Linked DNA regions of Homo sapiens: region 2 is linked to region 1. A link is an interaction called in ENCODE POLR2A ChIA-PET data of the cell type or tissue named here. Cell type or tissue: CD4-positive, alpha-beta T cell. All regions are shown on one strand. Each heading gives the region's core, and the rest is flanking DNA. Links, peaks and the distances in the headings are about the cores only. Region 1 holds the start of LOC107986541 (a long non-coding RNA gene). Region 2 has its middle 66 kb from the start of AKIRIN2.

Region 1 (8,925 bases), core at 1,329-6,328:
CTGCAGCACTATTCGCAATAGCAAAGAATGGAATCAACCTAAATGCCCATCAATGGCAGACTGGATAAAGAAAATGTGGTACATATATACCATGGAATACTAGGCATCCATATGAAAAAATGAGATCATGTCCTTTGCAGGGACGTGGATGAAGCTGGAGACCACTATCCTTAGCAAATTAATTCAGGAACAGAAAACCAAATACCGCATGTTCTCATTTGTAAGTAGGAGCTAAATGATGAGAACACATGGACACATAGAGGGGAACAACACACACTGGGGCCTATCAGAGGGTGGAGGCTTGGAGGGACGAGGATCATGAAAAATAACTAATGGGTCCTAGGCTTAATACCTGGGTGATAAAATAATCTGTATAACAAACCCTCATGACACAAGTTTACCAATGTAACAAACCTGCACATGTACACCTGAACTTAAAAGTTAATTTTTTTTCAAAGGGAAAAAAAAGTGGGTAAAGGACCTGAACAGACATTTCTCAAAAGAAGACATACAAATAGGTACATGAAAAAATGCTCAGTATCACTAATCTCAGGGAAATGCACATTAAAATCACAATGAGATATCGCCTTACACATGTTAGAATGGCTGTTATCAAAAAGATGAAAGATAACAAGTATTGGTGGGTCTGCAGAGCAAAGGGAACCCTTATACATTGTTGTTGGGTATGTAATAGTACAGCTATTATGGAAAACAGTATGGAGGTTCCTTACAAAAACCAAAAATAGAACTATATGATCCAGCAATCTCATATTTGAGTGTATATCCAAAGGAAATGAAATCAATATGTTGAAGGGATATCTGCACTCCCATGTTAATTGCGGCATTATTTACAATAGCCAAGATGTGGAATCAACCTAAGTACCCATGAATGGATCCACAGATGAAGAAAATGTGGTATGAATACACAATGAGACATTATTCAGCCTTTCGTAAAGGAAATTCTCTTGTGACAATATGGATGAACTTGGAGGACATTATGCGAAGTGAAATAAGCCAGGCACAGAAAGACAAATGATCTTACTTATATGTGGAAACTTAAAAAAGTCTAACTCCTGGACATAGCGTAGAACGAAGGTCACCAAAGGCTGCAGGGATGGGGGAGAAAATGGGAAGTTGTTAGTCAAAGGGTACAAAGTTTCAGTTAGTAGGAATAAGTTTTGAGATCTATTGCACAGCAGGGAGACTAGAATCAATAATAATGTATTGTATATTTCAAAGTAACTAAGAGTAAATTAAAAAATGACTCACCACAAAAAATGATAAGTGAGGTGATAGATATGTTAATTAGCTGGATTTAGTTATTCCAGTTGGTATACATATATGAAAACATCACATTGTGCCTCACAAATGTATAAAATTATGAATTTTCAATGAAAAATATTCATTTTTAAAAATCAGTGATTGTATTATAGTCATATAAGAGATTATAAACATTTCCTATTAACATTAGGAAAAGCTTGATGAATGGTTTATGGGAACTCTGTACTGATTCTGCAACTTCTCTGTAAGTCTAAAATTATTTCAAAATTGAAAGTTAAAAATATCCTTTTGGCAGCAGTGTGGAGGATGAAGTAGAGAAGTAGGCTGGAGGGGGGTATTGTGGTAATCTGGGGTGAGGAAGGTCTGAAATCAGACCACAGCAGAAGGCCTGGAGGAGAGAAGAGGGTGGATGAGAGAAATTTAGGAGTGAGAGGAGTCAGGATTCAGTGACTGGATGAGGCTGGAGATGGAGCCATTACAGGGACAAGGCTTGCACGAAGTGATAATATTCTTCCTTTAGCAGGAGAAAGAAATTTAACTTTGAACCAGATGTGAGATGAGACCACATGTTAGAGGGTGTTTGAAGAAATTGAATGACTGCCTTCTAGCTGAGTAAGATTTTCAAGTGAAGTGTAACTGTGTCCAATCCTCTACCAAAAGAGAATACACAGCAGGACGGCTGCTTTCAAGACCAGAGGAGGGCCAGGGCTTTTTATGTGAGCACCATGAATTTGTGTATGAAGTAGGAAGAATGTGAGAGGAGTCACTAGACCCTACAGGAACTCACAAATTCTCAGGCGTGTGATGTTTCATGGAACCCTGAATGCTTCTTTGAAAATGATGGAAATCATATAGTAGCCTTAAGAAAGATTCATGAAGCGAGTGTTGTGTTAAACTCTAGTCTCAGAGTGTTAGTTCTAAATTATTCCCAGCCTTGGGTAAAATCCCTTAATGGTTTTTTTTCTTTATCATTTGATCAACTGCAGTGACCTAGAGCTATCAGCTAGATTGAATTAGAGGGTTACCCTTCCTCAAGGAAGGCAGGTGGAAATACACCGTACAAAGCCATTTCTCAGGGATAATTTATTTTCTCCTTTAATTCACAGCTGGCTATTTGATGGTAAGCTAATTGGCTGAATGTGAAATATTTAGATGTTTTGTTTCATATGATATCCCAAATTGGTTTATTTTACAGGCTGAATTTACTGAATTAATCAATTATGTGACTGTCATCCAATTATTTTCCTGTCAACCATTCCAAAAGTGTGAACATTTCCAATAATGCTAAGAATTACTTCGAAAAGTTTGATGTAGTTTGTCTTTTAAAGGGTGTTTCAGAGGAGATAAGTATCCAAATATATATTAAAAATGTAAATCTTGTATTTCACGTTGTATTATTGGGTGCATTTTTCTAATGATTTAAGAGATTAGATGAAAACTACTTCGGAAGCTATTGTTTCCCAAATCTTAGGCTTGGTAATAAGAGAAGAGGGAAACACAGCCAATTAAGAATGGTTTCTAGCCAGGCACTGTGTGTCATGCCTGAAATCCCGGCACTTTGGGAGGCCGAGGCGGGTGGATCACCAGGTCAGGAGTTCAAGACCAGCCTGACCAAGATGGTGAAACCCTGTCTCCACTAAAAATACAAAAATTAGCTGGGTGCGGTGGCAGGTGCCTATAATCTCAGGTACTTGGGAGGCTGAAGCAGGAGAATTGCTTCAACCCAGGGGGCAGAGGTTGCAGTGAGCTGAGATCACACCACTGTACTCCAGCCTGGTGGACAGAATGAGACTCTGTCTCACAAAAAAAAAAAAAAAAAAGAATGCTTTCTGTGTGCATAAGACTGTAGATGTCATGAAGAGAGTAAGATAAAAGAGAAGAAAGAAAAAAATCAAAATGAAAAAAAGCATTGTCCTGGCCTTCCAGGAATTATAATAAAATGAAAGCATAGTTGGCTATCTTATCTGTCTATAGAAAAAGAAAAATAGAACCGTGATTTCAGGATCAAAAGAAGTACAAATTGAACATTTTGAAAGTATGCATTTAAATGCTAAATAGGGGCTGGGCGCGGTGGCTCACACCTGTAATCCCAGCACTTTGTGAGGCCGAGGTGGGCAGATCACTTGAGGACAGGAATTCGAGACCATCCTGGCCAATATAGTGGAACCCTGTCTCTACTAAAAATAATAATAATAAAATAAAAAATAAAAATTAGACAGGAGTGGTGGCAGGCACTTGTAATCCCAGCTACTCAGGAGGCTGTGGCAGGAGAATCGCATGAACCCGGGAGGTGAAGGTTGCAGTGAGTCAAGATCGCGCCACTGCACTCCAGCCTGGGCGACAGAGGGAGGCTCCATCTTAAAAAAAAAAAGTGCTAATGAGGAACATATTTATAAACACCCACAATAATAATGCCTTTTTGTTTTCTAAGGTGCAAAGAAGATGATAAAATATAATCACGAAAAGTCAGATGAAAACACAAGCCTCCAGGAAAGTTGCAGCCAACCAATTTCACAATCTTGTTCCAGGAGTGCCTGACCCAGGTAATAACTTTGATTCACAACTCAGACATTAGAAAAAGCAGCTATGGAAATTAATCTAATGGACAACATAGTTGTTTGAATTTTTACATCGGAAATGTCTGAATCTCCATCTTCCTAAGGGAGACACTTCGGAGGCAGTCATACTGACAGTTGTAGTACTGAAACCTGTGTTGTCCTGTCACTAAACTGTAAAATGCAAGATGTTTGGAAGACTAACACATAAACTGGCCCAAACTGGTCAGGATGATTGTTTTCCTATCTTTTCTCACCATGTTGTAGTCTATCAAAAAGAGCTGTAGTCTGCTTCTGGATAGAAAAAAAGAAGTTTTTTTGACAGGCCATCACAAAACAGCTATTTTAAAATGAGCAGTAGATTTTAATCTTAGTAGACTAAGGGTGGCTTTTGTCACACACTTTTGACTACCTAAATTGAAGGCTTTCAAAAGGAAAACATTCAAAAGAACCCCCAGTGAGTCAGCAAAGACTTTGAAAAGATTGTGTATATTTTCTAAAGCATATTTTTAAAAAAATCATGTACAGGGGGAAAGTGTAGAACATGTACCCACAAGAGCTAAATTTAAAAAGTGTGCGTACAGTGAACACATGCGTAGCATATGGATGCGGCTGACGGAAGAGGGCCTGGCCTCCATTCAAGACACCACTCACAGCAGATGCACCGTCATAAATTTGAGCTACACAGCCACATCCTTGCTGGTCAGGTTCCAGTCAGTTGTCTTTGAATCCAGTATGGTTAATGTACCCTCAAACTCCAGTTTTCATTTTGGTAGGAGGGAAGAGAAATTCCTATGTGCAAAAGCCAAATTGCACACATCCCAGACTGATAAATAGTCATTCATTCTTTACCTCTTGCGAGACATTGGCAAGTAAAATCCCTGGCAACTTTTCATTTCAGCTTTTTAGCCTAACAGATTTTGCCCATTGTCTGTCATCTGATTCCAACATGCATCAAGGATGGACAGTCAGACTTGATAGGATTACCACGTTTTCTAGTATTAAATAATATTTCTCAAACAAATTAAAAGGCTCTGAATGTAACAAGTAGTAAGAAAACCCTTACTACTTTTCCTTTTGTGTTCTCTCGACGCCCCAAAAAAGTACTACATTCATTTATTTGCTGGTGAGGTTCTTGGTTGTTCACTTAAAATGGTGACACAGGTGCTAAAACATTTTTAACATATTTGTGAACTATGTAAGTATCTTACAATTCAAATCAAATCTTTGAATTATCTCTATATGGACCTAAAGATGAAGTAGTTTATTACTGTTCTCTGCAGATTCATGCAATAACTGAGGACTTTGATGATGAAAGGTGCAGTGTTCAGCCAGACCAGCAACGGGTGAAACGTACCGTCTCCACAAATCAAATAGATGGTCGTCTTTGGTCCTCACTGGATGGGTAGAGCAGATGTTGGTAGGGAGGGGCCTGCTTTGCACAATCCTTTGGACAAATAATTTGATAACTTTGGCAGAATTGAATCTACTAATTTGATTCTTAGAATTCTAGGTGGTGGAACAGTACCAGATGCCTCACAAAATATTAGCATCCATGTTTAACTGCTCCTCATCACATCCTCTTCACTCCTCTTTGGGGAGCTTCATTTTAAATTAGATGCAGCTGCGGAGTGAAAGATTTCTTTCATGTTCCTATTTAGTATGAAAACAATAGCAAAAATAAACATTCAATTTCCTAACTTTTCGGAATTCTTCCTTTGGCTTTGACATTTTTTTTTTTTTAATGGGAGAGGGACGGTTTGATCAGGGTGCTGTTTTAGAGACCATCTAACAGAAATTCCATGGAGAACTATTTGTTTTTCACATTCTTCCAGCAAAATTCACTAAATGTGCCTGAGGTGCTCATTTCAAAAATTGCATATAAGCAGGTTATTTTCTCTAATTCTGACAAGTTTCAATCACATATTTATTTCATTTGATTCATTTTAGTGAAGTGGACATTAATCCTACTTTGTTTAATTTCATTGCTCAAGGAATTAATGTGTCATTTGTTGGTTACTAGGTTTCAAAAGAGAAGGGAAAAGAAACACTTGGGAAAAATGGAAGTTTCATCTCTGGCCTGCATTACAGCTTCTGGCATATTTTTAGATGCCAATAAGTAATGTCAAAGAAACAGCTGTTAAAATGATCCTGCTTAACAGCCATAAAGGAATGAAGATTTCCACAGAGAGCTTTGTGAGTATACCTGGCATGTGTATCATTGTTTGACTTATTTCCACTTGATAATCAGGGAAGTTTAATTCTCCTTTCTCTCTTTCTCATTCTCCTCTTGCCATGAGTTTTCTTTTCTTTTGTCATAGCCTTGCAAGTTGCAAAGAATTGCTGTTTTTCAGCTCCCTACAGTGAAATAATGGGAAACAGGAAGTCTACTCTCTTTGTGTCATTTGGGATAACTCATTCTGGAGTTTGTTTCTTGAGTTACATTTGCCTATAGATACAAAGTGATCTAAAGGGCAAACCAGAAAGGGAAAGCCTAGAATAGCCTCTTTGTCTGGGGCCTTTCAAATCTCTGCAGTCATTAATACTTTATCGACTACCTGTGGAATAAGAAATGTCTGGGTTGGCTGCTTCTAGCAAAAAAAGTTTATTTTCCCTTCAGATCAGTCTCCGTGGAGCTGCCATTTCCTGCTGACTGCGAGACAAGATGGAGTGCCAGATTGTCATTTAGTTTAACTCCATGGAAATGAGGCAAGGGAATCTGACCATGATTAAACCTTTGCATCCAGCAAAAGAACACAGGGCAATCAAGGAAACCTTCTGCTGGCCCTCGGGGGACAGACTGTTGGTAAGTTTGCAAGACGTGTTAGGCTGGCAGACGGGGAGTCCCCAGGAACACAGAGGTGACAAAAACTCTTGGCATTCATTTATTCAGACCTTTCATTATGCCAGAATCGAAGCACTTCCTTTAAGGAGGCTGCCCTAAAGATATGGCTAGCTTTTATGACCAAGAAAAGGTAAACAGAAAAACAGACCCATCAGAGGAATGACCAACCACAATGCTCAGGAGAGGTCTAGCACAACTCAACCATTCCAGCTGTTTTCCTGACTTCTGTGTGTGTACATACATGTACACACACACACACACACACACACACACCCCTTTGTCAACCTCAGTTTTGCAAGTCTCTTGTTCAATTGCTTGTATAGGACTTAGAGGAAAGAGAAATGAGCATCAAAATAAACTTCTTTCTTTCTCTTTCTCTCCAGTTCTTAATTCTTAAATTCCCTAGTTTAAATGAAACAATTTTAAAAGACAAATTTACTTAGAGCAATAATAGCCACTTTAAAAAATTTGTAAAGTATCTTTTAAAATTCATTATAAAAGCATATTTTGTGTGTCAATTTTGCAGATAGATTTAAAAAATTTCTGGGTTCCCCAAAACATTTTTGTTTGTCTTCTCACATTTGCTTGTAATATGTGTAACAGCAATGTGGACCTAGCCATTACGTGCATCTAGACCTAAAAGTGTATAATGTGGTTCAGGTTTTGTGGGTTGAAATTTAAATTTCCATAAATTATCTTGCTCACAGTCCAATTTCTGTTAAGCACCAATTTAATTTCTTGCAGGTCTCAGGCTTGTGGCTTCATGCTAATTTGTCAGGCTGCTGGTGTTGTATTGATTAAGTAGTTATATTCTTAAGGACTTTTCAACTAGTAGCAAATTTATATTTATTAGTTAGCTGGACAGAATAGGAATACTCAGCATGTTGCCCAAGTTTCAGTTTAGCACTTAATTTTGCAAACTGTTTTACACTGCTATTTTTGCAAATTATTTCCCACAACAGTCCTGTGAGATAGGCTAACGATGTTGTCCAGAAGCTGTCTAGGTTTTAGAAACGGTACATGATGTGTCCTGAGACAGCAGCAGAGCCAAGATTAGAATTCACAGTTCCTGGGGCTCAGGCAGCCACGCCTTGCCACCCATTCAATATGTCCACCCCCTTCTTTTAATTATATTAAGTTTCAGTGCCACTGCAGAGTAACAGATTAAGATAAAATAACACCGTTCAAATGGAAATGGAGTCCATATCCGCAAAGGCAGAGCCTGGCATTCAGTGTCCTGAGTGGTGCCTCTTGAGGGGCTGAATGCTCCCTTTCCTCTGCAGTCCCCTAGAGAAATGGCTCCCTGACAAGCTCTTTCTAGCCCTCTTCTGAGTCAGGATGTTTGAACTGAAAAATTATTTAGTTCAACTCCTTGTTTTGCAGATACGGAAAGCCAGGTCCGGAGAGATTGAGTTTTGCCCAAAGCCTCAATGCAAAATTGGGTCAGTGTCATGGGAAGAACCCAAATCTCCAGATGCTGCCTTCAGCACTCTGTTCCCTGAACTACCCTGTTTCTCAAGACTGGCTCCTGAACCACTTTCCATGGAGTTAGAAAGTGAATGGAGGTATCAGTCATTGTCCATACAGCATGAATTTGGAGGGTTTTCTAATTTAAAGGAAGCCTAGGGCTTCACATAGCTTGTAGACAGAAGATGAGATTAAAGTAAAAGAACTGATAAGTAATATTTTCTATTTCGTCAAGTAATGTTACCAGCTGTGTAATGAGAGCTATGTCTACAAAATCCAGAACGAATTGGAGACTTCAAATTGTTACTGCAGATAGCTAAATCAAACTAATTATCCGGGCCTCAAATAGAACTTTGTGGTCTGAATGAGATGGAGAATAATTTGTACTGTAAGTAAATTCCGTTTCTTCATTGTGAAAAACACACATTCACCTGTCCAAACCCAAAGAATGGACTCAGAGACACGAAGAACAGTGAAAGCAAGTCTTTTAATGGTGGTCTTGCAAGATAGGGTGTTTGGTAGGTAGGTTCATCCGGGGCAGTTACAGAAGGTAATTTATCTCCTAGCATGCAAGTCCCTCCCTTAGGTCCTCATTGGTTGAGTACTGTGGGGTTACAATCTTCCCGGATGTCGCCTAAGTTTCATGATCCCCCTTATAAGGTTATACCCCACCCCCCTCCCTGCTTAAGTTTCGATTTCCCGATAATGAAACTTTCTTCCCTTTTATGGGCTGACCCCTCCTCTACATTCTGTTCACTTATCGTGACCTTCTAGGTG
Region 2 (8,925 bases), core at 2,562-7,561, 220 kb before region 1:
AAATGGGGCTTCAGGGATGGCGAAATCTGTCTGACATCCTCTCTTGTGGGAGACATGTTTAAACTTGGCCTGAGTGCTCGCCAGAGGCCTGGTGCCAGGGTGGGAGTTTCCCCAAACAGTCAAGTAGAGAGATCTAAAGGATAAATGTAAGCTTTGCCCTTAGGAAGGAAGAAGGCCAGAGTGGGCTGTTCCTTCAGTCATTGAACCCAAGCGTTGAGAGTGAGACTAGAACTGGAGACAAAGCTCAGTGTTGGAAGCGAGGTGGATGCTAGAATGGAGTGGAGAGTCAAGAGTAAGTGTCGAGGCAGAGCTTGGGTTCAAGGCACTTTTGATGAACAGAGCTGGTGGGCTGGGGCTAGTTTGAAATGACTTCAAGGAGCAAGGGCAGACCCATGTGGCTTACAGGCACAGAGTTTGGAAATAGAAGAAAATGGGCCAGGCGAGGTGGCTCATGTCTGTAATCCCAGCACTTTGGGAGGCCGAGGCGGGTGGATCACGAGGTCAGGAGTTTGAGACTAGCCTGACCAACATGGTGAAACCCCGTCTGTACTAAAAATACAAAAATTAACTGGGCGTGGTGGTGCGCACCTGTAATCCCAGCTACTTGGGAGGCTGAGGCAGGAGAATCACTTGAACCCTGGAGGTGGAGGTTGCAGTGAGCTGAGATCGCGCCACTGCACTCCAGCCTTGGCAACAAGAGCACGATGTCATCGCGAAACAAACAAACAAACAAACAAACAAGAAATAGAAGAAAACGAAAGGCCTTAAATGATCAAATTAAGGGGGCAGAGTTTTAAATAAACTTTCATTCCTCTGACATCAGAGTGAATTGACCAGGTGGAAAGAGGGGAGGTAGGGAGCAGGACTGTTGGAGGCAGAGTCAGTTAAGGGTGTTTATAGAATTAATTCACTGGGAGCAGGGAAGATATGGATAAAATGCCCTATCTCCAAAAAAGCCTCAGTGTAAAGTGCAATATGTCTAGGAAAAGCTACATTAGATTGAAAGTTTTATGGTTGCCCATTGGAGGGCTTCTGCAGGGAGGCTGAGGGATGTTTTGGGGGCTGTGACATTTGAGGGCTAGATAATTGATCAAATAAATAGATGAATATTTGTGTCCTTCCTCCCACAAATATTCATCTGTTTATTTGACTAATTATCTGTTGAGCACATACCATTGTGCTAGCTACTGTTGGGCACCAGAAACAGTGGGTCCCAAGACATCAATATCTCTGTGTACATGGACATAGATTTATTATAGTGGGGGAGACAAAGATGGAACAATTAAACATACAATTTAAGGTTTAAATTTGGAAAGTGAGTGCTATGAGAGAGATGATAGAAGGATATAATTTAGATTGGGTTGAGTGGGGAGGCCTCTCTGAAGAATTCATATCTAAGCTGAGGTCTGATGGGTGAGCAGGGGTTAATGACAGGCAAAGCATAGGGAAAGAGTATTCCAGGTTGAGGCTGAGTGTTGAGGTTGAGGTTGAGGTGGCTCACGCCTGTAATTCCAGCACTTTGGGAGGCCAAGGCGGGCAGACCACTTGAAGTCAGGAGTTCTAGACCAGCCTGGCCAACATGGTGAAACTCCATCTCTACTAAAAATACAAAAATTAGCTGGGCATGGTGGTGGGCGCCAGTTGTCCCAGCTACTCAGGAGGCTGAGGCAGGAGAATTGCTTGAACTTAGGAGGCAGAGGTTGCAGTGAGCTGAGATTTTGCCACTACACTCCAGCCTGGGCAACAGAATGAGACTCTGTCACAAAATAAATAAATAAATAAATAAATAAATAAATAAATAAATAATAATTCTAAGTTTTATCTTTATTCCAAAAGAAGCCATTAGAGAGCCATTAAATAGGGAAATGATATAAAGAATTTATGTTTTAGCCTGGGCTGCTGCACGGAGAGAGGATTGGAGAGGTGAACATAGGAAGATTGATTAAGAGGCTCCTAGAGAAGTCCCAGCAAGATAAGACCATGTCCAGAAGGACCAGTGGCAGTAAAGCTGGAAAAGTGACAGTTCATCTGGGTTATACAATATTTTCAAGGTAGAATACAAGACTTGACAATATACTCTAACCTCTGAAAGTGAAACAACTCTTCATAATTATGTGGAATGTAGAGCTACAACTGTACAATTTGTTTTGATGCCAAAGTTTCAACGAAAATGCTGAATTATTTTTAACATTTACAAAGAAAGAAAGCAAATTATATATTTTTTCTTGATGATCCCAGCAAGTTGGTGCATTAGATTATGAGCAGTGAAATCTGATGTTGTGTGCCTCACAATTTTGAAGCTCATGTTCTCTTGGTTGCAGTCATTAATCTCTTGTCTTCTCCAGTTATATTTGTTTATTTAAGACTGCAGGCTGGATTGATTTTACTAGATATGGGTCTCCTTGGTGAGAGGGTCATGAAGGGACAGTGAGGATGTTATGTGAGCTGAAATCATGACATACAAACAGCAAAGAGCAGAGGCTGGGCCCCATCAGGGTTGCTGGATGTTGTATGAATCCATTCGTGTTTTGAGACGAGCATCTCCTTAGAAAAATACTTTCTGGCAAAGTAGTTTACAGGTATTTATTTCCAGATTTGGATAATAAAAACATAATAATACAAATATATAGATGGTCTTAAACTTTATTTTTTTTAATTAAATTAAATTTTTTTTGAGATGGAGTTTCGCTCTTGTCACCCAGGCTGGAGTGCAATGGCACTATCTCGGCTCACTACAACCTCCGCCTCCCCGGTTCGAGCGATTCTCCTGCCCCAGACTCCCAAGTAGCTGGGACTATACGTGTGCACCACCACGCCCAGCTAATTTTTTTTTTTTTTTTTTTTTTTTTTTGCGAGACGGTGTCTCACTCTGTTGCCAGGCTGCAATACAGTGGTGCAATCTCGGCTCACTGCAACCTCCACCTCCCGGGTTCAAGTGATTCTCCTGCCTCAGCCTTCTGAGTAGCTGTGATTAAAGGCACCCACCACCACGCCCGGCTAATTTTTGTATTTTTAGTAGAGATGGGGTTTCACCATGTTGGCTAGGATGGTCTTGATCTCTTGACCTCCTGATCCTCCCACCTCGGCCTCCCAAAGTTCTGGGATTACAGGCGTGAGCCACTGTGCCTGGCCTAATTTTTGTATTTTTAGTAGAGACAGGGATTCATCAAATTGGCCAGGCTGGTCTCGAACTTCTAACCTCAAGTGATCTGCCCGCCTCTGCCTCCCAAAGTGCTGGTATTACAGGCATGAGCCACTGCGCCCAGCCAGACTTTAAAGAGTTTCAAAGAGAATATATAAAAGAGACTTATAAAGAATGCTAACTCATTAAATATGGACAGGGAAGTCTCATGGATGGAATCTGATGTTGAGGCTGTATGTGTTGAGCCTATATTTTTGAGACTAGGACAAAGCAACAAAAATGGAAATACCTTTTGTTCCCCCTTCCAGCCACTTTTCCCCACCCTAGCTAAAATCTAGGAAAACATTTCTAAAGGAGAAGCTGGAGGGCAATCCTATCTTATCATTCTCTTCCCAATGTCTTCCCCCTTCATTCAAAGGGTCTGTGTCTTCAAAAGTAAAACCTTCCGGAAGAGAAGTTCTATGGGAGTCTCTGATCTCAGGATGTGTGATATGTGACAACATTTCACACTTCCCTAATTCAGAGCGTTGGGATGGCAGCAGCGGGGAGCAAGAAGAATTCTAAAAGACTGTGAAAGATGGCCGGGCACGGTGGCTTATGCCTATAATCCCAGCACTTGGAGAGGCCAAGGCAGGCGGATCACGAGGTCGGGAGTTCGAGACCAGCCTGACCAACATGGTGAAACCCCGTCTGTATTAAAAATACAAAAATTAGCTGGGCGTGGTGGTGCGCGCCTGTAATCCCAGCTACTTGGGAGGCTGAGGCAGGAGAATTGCTTGAACGCAGGAGGTGGAGGTTGCAGTGAGCCAAGATCACACTACTGCACTCCACCCTGGGTGACAGAGTGAGACACCATCTCAAAAAGAAAAAGAAGACTGGGAAGAATAAATATCTTTGTCTTGTCCTCTTGAGACTGCAGTCAAAGATCTGGAAATAGGACACCAAGGCAAACATGTATGAGTGGAGAGCAGGGCCCCAAGGAATCTTTAATGTTGCTACAATACAGACAGGACCTGGGTTTGGATGTCTCCTTTCTGAAGGCTCCATGTAGAAATAAAGACAAGAGACCAAAGAAGGAGAAGGAGAGATGAAGCCAAGAAGTAAGCAGCAGCAATTCACAGCTGGGATGTAGTATCGATTTATCTCAGACTCAAAGGATCTGAATGGTTCTAACGACTTAACAAAGGGGGTAAACTAGCCTCTTACTGGATGTCTTTCCTATAGTGCTAACTAGAGTGAGAAATCAAGGTATATGTTGTAATTACCAGTAAATAATAGAGAACTTAGTCCAACCAAGCTTAGAATGTAATTCATTGTTAGTGAACCATTCAGGGGCTCTCTCTCTCTCTCTCTCTCTCTCTCTCTCTCTCTATATATATATATATATATATATATATATATTTTTTTTTTTTTTTTTTTTGAGATGGAGTCTTGCTCTGTCACCCAGGCTGGAGTGCAGTGGCACGATCTCAGCTCACTGCAACCTCCACCTCCCGGGTTCAAGCAATTCTTCTGCCTCAGCCAACTAAGTAGCTGGGATTAGAGGCATGCACCACCACACCCAGCTAATTTTGTATTTTTAGTAGAGACAAGGTTTCTCCATGTTGGTCAGGCTGGTCTCGAACTTCTGACCTCAGGTGATCTGCCTGCCTCAGCCTCCCAAAGTGCTGGGATTACAAGAGTGAGCCACCGTGACTGGCTAATTATTAAAAAAAAATAACACTTTCTTGTTCAGTGTGGTACAATAGATGGAGAAAAGCTAGTCTTTCTAGTTAGAAAATCTTGGTTTCAGTTTATTAGCTTTTTGAACTCGAACAAACTCTTGCTAGAATGCAAGTGCCATGGATTCAGGTTCACTGATGAACCACCACATAGTAGGCACTTATCGGTAAGATCAAGTTAAATGAATGAAGCCATTTATAGTTTCCTGAGCTTTGATTTTTCTCTTATTATTGTTATTATTCTGAGACAGGGTCTTGCTCTCTTGCCCAGGTTGGAGTGCATGGCGTGATCTTGGCTCACTGCAACCTCTGGCTTCCGGGTTCAAGCAATTCACATGCCTCAGCCTCCCGAGTAGCTGAGATTACAGGTGTTTGCTACCATGCCCAGCTAATTTTTGTATTTTTAGTAAAGAAGAGGCTTTGCCATGTTGGCCAGGCTGGTTGTGAACTACCGGCCTCAAGTGATCTGCCCGCCTTGTCCTCCCAAAGTGCTAGAATTATAGGCGTGAGGCACCACTCCTGGCCTGATTTTCTCATATTAAAGAGGGACATGTAATACTTCAAAGGGTTGTCATGAAAATGATAGATAACGTGTTTGTTATAAAATACCTGACCAGGGAAGACAATCTGGTTACACAGAACTTTGGAATAACTTCAGTTGTATTGTTGCCCCCAGGCATGGTTTCTTCTCGTCTCTCTTTCCCTCTTTCAAGTTTTTTTTTTGAGACAGAGTTTTGCTCTTGTTGCCTAGGCTGGAGTGCAATGGCATGATCTCAGCTCACCGCAACCTCTGCGTCCTGGGTTCAAGCAATTCTTCTGCCTCAGTCTCCCGAGTAGCTGGGACTACAGGCTTGCGACACCATGCCCAGCTAATTTTTGTACTTTTAGTATAGACGGGGTTTCACCATGTTGGTCAGGATCATCTCGAGCTCTTGACCTCGTGATCTGCCTGCCTCAGCCTCCCAAAGTGCTGGGATTACAGGAGTGAGCCACCGTGCCCAGCCTCCCTTTAGATAGATTTTAGCTTTACTGAGGAATGCAAGCAATTCATTAGAAACTGCCAGCCAGAAAGCAGACGCATGTGCTGCCATTGGGTGACCTCTTAATGATGTGCTCAAAGAGTATTTACCTATATGATAAATATGGTGCGTTGTTCTTTGGGGACTTTTAGCAGTCTAAACAAATGCTTTTTAACAAACAGGATCCTCCAGCTGTATCCTTTTGTCTCCTTTCTGCCTTTCCCTGTCAGTTTTTGTTTTCTGGCCACCCTAAGCTGCTCTCAGTTCTTGAACAAACCACAGCTTTCTGCATCTCTAGCCTTCACTACCTGGACTTCCCATCACTTTGCCCTGCGCTTTAGGTCTCATTTTAATACCACATCTCAAAGACGCCTTTTTCAGTCTTTCAGGGTAGCTCTGGTCTCTTGTCGTATGATCCCATAATTCTCTGTGGTTCCTCTTTCATGATAGTAATCACACCTATTGCTTCTTCATGACTATCTTCTCCACTACACTCTGAGCTTCATGGTGGCAGAACCTGCCTTGTTCACCATCGCATCCTCAGTGTCTGGCACAAAGTAAACATGCAGAGACATTTTTGTTGAATTCAAAGTGGGCTGGGCAGGGTGGCATGTAATCCCAGCACTTTGGGAGGCTGAGGTGGGATGATCGCTTGAGGCCAGGAGTTCGAGATCAGTATGGGTAATATAGCAAGACGCTGTCTCTATTTAAAAATAATTAGAAAAAGAAAGTGAACAAATTAAACAAATGTCTCAAAAAGATTTCAGCACCAGAAGAGATCTTAAAGGTATAGTGATCATATTTGCTCAAACAAAAGGCAGAAATTATTGCCTGGTAAAGGATTTTGTTTTTGATTTGTAAAATTGCTTACATGGAAATCCTCTTTTTTTTTTTTTAGTTGGAGTCTTGCTGTGTTGCCCAGGCTGGAGTGCATTGGCACAATCGCAGCTCACTGCAACCTCCATCTCCCAGGTGCAAGCGATTCTCCTGCCTCAACCTCCTGAGTAACTGGGACTACAGGCACATGCCAACATGCCCAGCTAATTTTTGTATTTTTAGTAGAGACAGGGTTTCACCATGTTGGTCAGGCTGGTCTCGAACTCCTGACCTCAGGTGATCCACCTGCCTCGGCCTCCCAAAGTGCTGGGACTACAGGCATAAACCACCGCGCCTGGCCAAAAATTATAATAAAACTGGAATTTCAAGAATTTTTGGTTATATATTTAATATATATATTTTATATATATATTTGCTTTTGTTAAAGATATGACAATTATTTGGCATTATGATAATCAAGAAGCATCTGGCATAAATGCTCTTACACTTAAAGTAATCTAGAGTTCAATAAAATAAAAATCTATGTAGTGAGTTAATGTTTTTAAAATATTAACAGGTATTTTTCATTTTGGTAACTCCTAATTTCATGTTACCTCACAGTTCTTGATTCTAGAGCCAGATAGCCTGGGCTCAAATTCTGTCTCCACCACTTAGTTCTTATTGATTTTTCTTTTTTTGAGATGGAGTCTTGCTCCATCGCCCAGGCTGGAGTGCAGTGGCATGATCTTGGCTCACTGCAACCTCTGCCTCCCAGGTTCAAGGGATTCTCCTGCCTCGGCCTCCCAAGTAGCTGGGACTACAGGTGCCCACCACCACGCCTGACTAATTATTATTTTTTTAAATATTTTTAGTAGAAACGGGGTTTCACCATGTTAGCCAGGATGGTCTTGATCTCCTGATCTCGTGATCCACCTGCCTCGGCCTCCCAAAGTGCTGGGATTACAGTCATGAGCCATTGTGTCCGGCCGGTTCTTATTGATCTTAAGGAAGTTTCTTAAACTATGTACGCCACATTTTCACTATTTGTAAACTGGTATAAAGTAGTATCTGTTGGTCAGGCTTGGTGGCTCACGTCTGTAATTCTAGCACCTTGGGAGGCTGAGGTGGGAGGATCACTTGAGCCCAGGAGTTCAAGACCAGCCTGGGCAATATAGTGCAACCTTGTCTCTACGAAAAATTTAAAAATTGGCCAGGTGTGGTGAGCTGTGCCTGTAGTCCCAGCTACTCAAGAGCTGAGGTGGGAGGATCAGTTGAGCTTGGGAGGTCAAGGCTGCAGTGAGTGGTGATCGTGCCACTGCATTCCAGCCTGGGCAACAGAGTGAGACCTTGTCTCAACAACAACAACAACAAAAAAGTATCTATGTAATAGAGTTATTTTGAAGGTGGACTGAGATAATACATGTAAAATTACTAGAATGGTGCTTGGCACTTGGCTGTCAATACATATTATTTTATTATTATTGTTATTATCCTGAGAGCAGTCACACCTGAAAACAAAATAATCATTGCTTAGCTTTGCATTTTAAAATGGTTTTAAAAGTCTGTATTTAAAAACCTATTAAGTCAAAAGTCTGTAACAGGGCAACATCAGAGAAAATGGTGAAGTAAGGGCCTATGAAAATTCTTTCCTCTGTGAAAGCAGCAAGAAAACTAAAAAAGATTGTCAGAATAAATTTTTCTCAAACTCTGAAAATTAATCAAAGGTTTTCAGCTATCCAGGGACATTTATTCAGGTAAATAATAGAGAACCTAGTAGAAGTTTCTGACTAGAAAACAGCTAAATCTCAATTAGAAAAGTGAGCTTTGGGGCATTTTAACCTGGTGTATTCCCATCCTCTACTCTTCAGTCTCATGGCAGCCTGAGAACTAAGAGCTCACAATCACAATGAAAACCAGCAGTGTGGTAGCCATTGGAGTAGGCAGAACAGAGTTGTAGCGCCTTTAATGCCTCACTCAAAGAAAATTGTCATTATCTGATCCATCTGGTGGTTCTCTGGAAGACCTATTTACAAGACTGTCTGTATTTAACCTAACTTGGGGCTGATTCAGTGTCACTGCAAAAGACCTTTTCCCCCTGAGATGGGTTTTTGTTGAAAATATTTAAACGTGATTGTTTAGCTATTTGGCTGCCTGAGGTAATGGATAACAGCTGGGGCAAACAATAGGTTAAACAAAAAGCTTAAAAGGAAAAACTGAGGAGTGAGAT

What was found. Peaks named below come from ENCODE experiments on the same cell type or tissue, not always from the same donor. Only the 100,000 strongest peaks of a DNase experiment are listed, where the experiment ranks them.
Region 2: POLR2A ChIA-PET joins it to region 1 with 10 read pairs; 2 of 35 experiments call an interaction of 5 or more read pairs at or near these places.

The regions. Positions count from the first base shown.
Region 1 is chr6:87,989,087-87,998,011 of GRCh38, forward strand. LOC107986541 (a long non-coding RNA gene) reads left to right here and starts at 3,718. Exons shown (of 4, transcript XR_001743884.1): 1 at 3,718-3,824; 2 at 5,860-6,032; 3 at 6,457-6,642; 4 at 8,065-8,925. In CD4-positive, alpha-beta T cell, for the core only: no CTCF peak of the experiment used is centred there; no DNase peak of the experiment used is centred there.
Region 2 is chr6:87,764,040-87,772,964 of GRCh38, forward strand. No RefSeq gene overlaps it. Among named protein-coding and RNA genes, the nearest start is that of AKIRIN2, 66 kb to the left of the region's middle. In CD4-positive, alpha-beta T cell, for the core only: no CTCF peak of the experiment used is centred there; no DNase peak of the experiment used is centred there.